2 separate regions of the Homo sapiens genome follow, and region 1 is linked to region 2. Evidence: chromatin contacts called from ENCODE Hi-C or POLR2A ChIA-PET data. All regions are on one chromosome and are shown on one strand. The core of a region is the stretch at or near the end of the contact, and the rest is flanking DNA. Distances in the headings are between cores, read along the strand shown. Region 1 overlaps PIK3R6 (phosphoinositide-3-kinase regulatory subunit 6). Region 2 holds the start of KRABD2 (KRAB domain containing 2).

Evidence for each region. Hi-C counts contacts between places; a loop is a spot of excess contacts on that map. ChIA-PET counts read pairs that join two places held with the same protein, here RNA polymerase II (POLR2A). Pooled maps may share reads with other maps.
Region 1: a loop to region 2 is called in a pooled map, with 3 times the contacts of the local background. The contact joins the enhancer-like site here to the promoter of KRABD2 in region 2. A Hi-C loop is called at or near these places in 1 of 37 single-sample maps with no recorded cell type and 4 of 50 pooled maps. POLR2A ChIA-PET finds 5 or more read pairs at or near these places in 2 of 52 experiments (HCT116 and activated B cell).

The regions. Positions count from the first base shown.
Region 1 is chr17:8,805,751-8,808,532 of GRCh38, reverse strand. All of the region lies in intron 18 of PIK3R6 (phosphoinositide-3-kinase regulatory subunit 6), which reads left to right. Among named protein-coding and RNA genes, the nearest start is that of MFSD6L, 7.8 kb to the right of the region's middle. RefSeq lists a silencer at 1,096-1,296 and enhancers at 1,143-1,422, 1,433-1,532, 1,543-1,682. Within about 2 kb of position 1,517, at least 3 of the 41 ENCODE cell types and tissues checked have a DNase peak (open chromatin) inside an H3K27ac peak, as active enhancers do.
Region 2 is chr17:8,375,192-8,377,966 of GRCh38, reverse strand. It overlaps KRABD2 (KRAB domain containing 2), which reads left to right and starts at 1,263. Exons shown (of 2, transcript NM_001304947.3): 1 at 1,263-2,067. It overlaps RPL26 (ribosomal protein L26), which reads left to right. Exons shown (of 4, transcript NM_000987.5): 4 at 275-451. The coding sequence ends at 403. RefSeq lists a silencer at 1,129-1,328 and an enhancer at 1,073-1,624.

The DNA.
Region 1 (2,782 bases), core at 268-2,767, 430 kb before region 2:
TCTGGATTCAGATCTTGCCTCTGCCATTTACCAGTTATATGATGTTAAGCAAGTTAATATCTCTGTGACTCAGTATCATTTTATAAAAAGGGGAGGCAGTCATTCCTCAGTATCCATGGGGATTATTTCCGGGACCCCCAAGGATACAAAAATCCATGGATGCTAAAGTCTCTTACTGTTGGCCTTTTGTATGTGCAGGTTCCACATATGCAGATATGGAGGGACAGCTATAATAACATTACCTACCTCATCCAGTTATGAGGATTGATTGTGGCATGCGAAGCTCTTAGAAGAGTGCTTGGCTAAAGTAAACATTATGTATGTGTTAGCAGTCATTTTTATTTCATCTCCTTCTTATATCTCCTGTCTCGTTTAATGGTACCATCATTAACCAATCACCTCTGCCGGAAACCCAGGAGTCATCCCTGGTGCCTCCTCTTCCTCACTTTCCTTTGTCCCGATGGAACACTTCTCAAATCTCTCCCTTCTTTGTCCTCTCTATTCTGGTCCAGCTTGGTTGGCCAACTGTCCCTGTTTGCCTGGGACTAAAGGGGTTTCTTGGACTTGGGACTTTAAGTGCTAACACCAGGAAAGTCCCAGGCAAATCAAGCAAGTTGGTCACCCCAAGTCTGACCTTCATCTATCTCCTTCCAGCTGGTCTCCCCGGCAATACTCTGATCCTCCTTAAGTCCACCTTCCTGCCCATGTTATTCCGTACTTAAAACTCCTCCATCTTCTCCCATTCTCCAGGGGCAGAAAAACTCTTCAGTGTTGCATAGCTTCACTCCCCTTCTTCTCCATCTGCAGCTTTGGGCACTCCCTGGAGGCTCTTCCCACCATGTGTTGGGAAGTGTTCCTGAAGTCACATCCCTGTGCCTTTGCTCACGCTAGTTGCCTGACCTGAAACCTCATTCCTCCCTTCCACCTGCCCACCTTCTTTTTATAATTTCTACTCATCCTACAAGTTGAGACTCAGGTGTCATCTCCCTCAGGAGGCCTTTCCTAATGCTTTTCCCCCTTCCTTCCACATCCTCCACCCTCCTCCCCTCACCTAGGTGAGCTAAGTGTACCACCTCTGTGCTCCCATAGGACCCTGGGGACACAGCTATGGAAACATTTGTGACACTATAAATGGCATGATCTTTGTATGTCAATGGCCTGCAAACTCCCTAGACTCAGGATCCTCATCTTAGCTGGTGTGGTGTCTGGCCTGCAGCAGGGCCTCACCGGATGTTTGTTGAGTCATCTAATCCACCTTCCACCTCATCCTAGATCTCAAGCCGGAACTGGAAGCTGACGCTTTCTGAGGCAGCCTATCCACTGTAGGAGAGTTCTGATTGGCTGAGAGGTCTGCCTTGAGCTGAAATCTGTCTTCGTATAGGGCAACCCCATATTGAAGTTTTAGGCTCCAAAGTGGACCTATTTACCCTTCTGTTGCATTTCCTCTTTCAAAGTTCCTTAAAGTGGTTTCTGTTTTTAATGACCTCTTTAAACAACCTGGTCAGGGGCTTTTTGAAAGTCTAAACTTATCACTTCAGCAAGTTCCCTTTTATCCCTACAGGGACTTGCTAGGGGAAAATTCCAGTAGCTGTGCTTTCCTCTCAGAACCAGGCAGGTCCACATACATGTTTTGTCCACATGGACTGGATGATAACCACTGAGGGGAAGCTCATGGTGAGCTGGAGTAAGAAGGCAGAGACAGCTTGAAGAATGGCATGGGGGCAAGGGCCTGTGGCTAGCTCAGTAAGTTTAAGGGTCAGATATGACCTTAGCTGGATTGGAAGTTTGAAATAGAACAGAAGTGGGAAATAAAGCAGAAACAGAAGAACTGGGGCTTTGGGGTATGTTGTTAGGCCACCAACAGAGAACAGGAGACAATTAGCAGCACTTTGCCCATTCCTTAGTCTTACAGAGAGTGGGATCCTTTGCAAATTCTGCATCTGGCCCTTTCCACTGGCTCCCATGGCTTCATTTATAGACTAAAATCTAAGACTCTTGTGCTCCTTATGGGCCAAAGCCAAGCAGGTAGAGTGTGTCTAGGTGTGCAGACCACAAAGGGAAATGAAAGGCATCTGCCCACACCGCAGGCAGGTGGGAGGAGGCCCAGAGACTGTGTGTGATTACCTAGAAGGTGGGGCTAGGTCCATGGGCAGGGCGTGGAGGCCCAAATCCTGCCAGAGACACCTAGAGCAGCCTGATGCTAAAGAAGGAACACCAAGTTGAGAGTCAGAGAGCTGGCCCCATGGCTACCACTGTGCAGGCTTCAGTGGGTCACATTCGATCCCCAGTCACCTAACCTATGGAAACCATGCATCTCTCTCACCAGGTGCAATCAGTTCAGGTGCAATTCCATTCATTATGGCAAATAGAACGTACCTGGCTTTCGCCCACCCTCCCCCAGCTCATGCAGGACTTCAGCCCCCTGCAGTCTCTCCAGGTATTTTTGGAGGGTCACAAGTGACATTCCAGTATCAACAATCATTCCATTAGCTGTCCAGTCAGTGCCTACTAGGTTCCACTGCCTGCCCCCCTGACCACAACCTTCCCACTGTGCCTGACAGCTCCAGAGCACAGAGCACTAAAGGTGCCACAGGCTCTTTTTCTTTTTTTTTTTTGAGACAGAGTCTCATTCTGTTGCCCGGGCTGGAGTGCAGTGGTGCAATCTCAGCTCACTGCAATCTCTGCCTCCTGGGTTCAAGCGATCCTCCTGCCTCAGCCTCTCAGGTAGCTGGGACTACAGATGCCCGCCACTACGCCTGGCTAATTTTTTTGTATTTTTGGT
Region 2 (2,775 bases), core at 14-2,513:
GTGAAAAAGAAACAAATCTTATAATGAAGCACAGAAGAGGCTTTAAGAATTACTGATACCATCTTGCCTTTTCTCCTTTGTTGGTAGGAAATTAGTAAATAAGCCAGGTTTGATGGCTAAAGAGTGATTTCTGGAGTTTTTTAAAAGTTAAAATCTTTTCTTATTAGGCATCCACCTACCCCAGGTTTGGGAAATGGTATTGAATGTTGGGCTTTCCCTTGTGTTTTAGTGATTATTTAAAGCTTGGGAGTGTTTTTTTCTTATTTTTCTGCAGGTGGTTATCACTAGGCTAAAACTGGACAAAGACCGCAAAAAGATCCTCGAACGGAAAGCCAAATCTCGCCAAGTAGGAAAGGAAAAGGGCAAATACAAGGAAGAAACCATTGAGAAGATGCAGGAATAAAGTAATCTTATATACAAGCTTTGATTAAAACTTGAAACAAAGAGCCTGTGTTTTGTGTGTGGTGATTTAGGACACTCCCTAGTTTTCAGTGGATCAGTCTCTTACCTCTGATTTGTTGGTCTAAAATTTTTCTGAAATCAGGACTGATGAGATTTTTTTTATAGTGGGCAGCAGCATTTGAGGATATATCAGAAGCTGGAGGGGTGTCATTGAGAAGAAGAAGGCCTACAAGAAAAGCTAGTTGGAAACACTTCCTCTTGAACCTGTCTTTTAACTTGCTTACTATGGATAGGTTGCTATATGGACAGGCTATATTTTTTACCTTACTGCGTAAAAGTTTGTATTGCCATTGGATAGGAAGTCTTGCTTTCAATAGGATAAGAAGCTTCTGTGACTTTATAGCTTCTAGATGACTTCTTCAAGCTGTTCCTCCAGATTGAGAGGTCTCGGGTTCAGGTTATCTGATAGACCCATGGGCCCCCTTTACCTTGTTTTCTGCACAAGTGCTGGATGAGTGCCATCAAACCAAAACCTAACACGTCTTTGAGTTAAAATATAAACTAAACTGCAGCTTCGTCAGGATGAAGTGAAAAGGTGTGAGGTGGCAGCAGTGTGTGTGCTCCTGCCGTTCCTCATTTTAAGCATCTAAACAGGACACCTGAAGCCCGTTTACTTTCCAGGCTGGAGACTTGGCAACAACGTGGGAATGGGGAACGGGCCCGAGTTAAGTCACTGGCTTAGCCAAGGTCACAGCTGGCATCTGGGTGAACAGCGCTGCACGGTGTCCGCGGTGCCTCTAGGGGGCGGGGCTTCCGGCTGGCGCTGACCGGCTTCCGGCGGAGCGGGCGGGAGGTGGGGCGGAGTTGCTGCTCGGGGGCCTCTGGGTGGAGGGGGATTCAGACGCCGCGTCTGGTGTGTCCCTTTCTCCTTCCTGACCTTCCTCAGTCTGCAGCTCTTTTCTCCACCGCGCGCCCGCCTCAGCCGTTCAGCCCTGAGCTGGCGGGTGGACGGGCATGGATCCAGGCGGTGGGAGCAGTCTGCGAAGTCAGGGTAGGAAGGCTACACAAAGGAGGCGACATCCCAGCCCGGTCCTCAGGAATAAGCGGGCGTGCCCGTGTGGTGTGGACGGTGAGGGGACACTGTATTAAGTGCCTTATCTGCATTATCATTGAATCTTCATAGCAATCGATTGTGATGGGTACTGGTCATCTCCCCGGGTTGTAGATGAGGAAACTGAGGCCTCAGTAACTTTGCTTTAGTCAGTAAATGATAAGAGTCAGCAAATGAATTCCCAAGCGTAGACTCGGCCGTACCGCTGCTCTACCTTGCTAATAACGACCTACCTGTAAGCGACATTTTTGACAAAATGTCCTTTAAACATCTTTTGTGCTCAGCTCTGTATTCGTGGGCCCTCCAAAGGGGGTACAGGCAGGTAGAAGCCTCCGTCCCTACCTTATAGGTTGTATATATCTGAACTGGTCGACTAAAGATGCAAAGCGAAGTGCTCCAGTGAGTGTGGTACAGGTTGTTGAGATGAAGGAGAGATGGCAATCAGCTAAAGTTACTGAATACGTCAGGAAGGAGGCTGGTTTCAGCTGGCTGTGATTGGGAGGATCAATGCGAGGACATTCCGAGTCGGAAACAGCCAAGGCGAAGACTCACAGGTGGGTGAAGGGAGTAAACATGGCTTTGGAAATATTTCCAGTTTTCTCTGACCAACTCGTTTATCACCTAGCCGTCACATAGATCACACCAAGAAGCTGATTGATTTACGGTCACATTTCTTTCATGTTGCTTTGGAAAAGATACTGAAGCCTCGGGCAACATAATGAGACCCCGTCTCTACAAAAAAAAAAAAAAAAGAAAGAAAAGAAAAAATTAGCTGGGTCTGGTGACGCATGCCTGTAGTCCCAGCTACTTGGGAGGCTGCGGTAGGAGGATGCCTTGACCCTGGGAGCCGTGATCATGCCACTGTACTCTAGCCTGGGTGACAAAGTGAGACCCTACCCTCTCAAAAAAAAAAAAAATGAAAGAAAAAAGATATTGAAAGCTTAGAAATGTGCAGGAGTGGGCAAGTAAGATGAATAGGTTAGTAGGTCCCGACGTCCTGGGCTGCGTGCAGCCCACAGGCCACAGGTTGGACAAGCTTGATCCAAAGGAAGATGCCGCCTCTCCATCACAGCCAGTTATTGCCAGGCAGCAATGCCGCCAGTGCAGCCAGAATGTTGCCTTTTCAAGAAAGCCAGAAATCGAGGCTGGGTGCAGTGGCTCACGCCTGTAATCCCAGCACTTTGGGAGGCAGAGGCGGGTGGATCACGAGGTCAGGAGATCGAGACCATCCTGGCTAACACGGTGAAACCCCATCTCTAGTA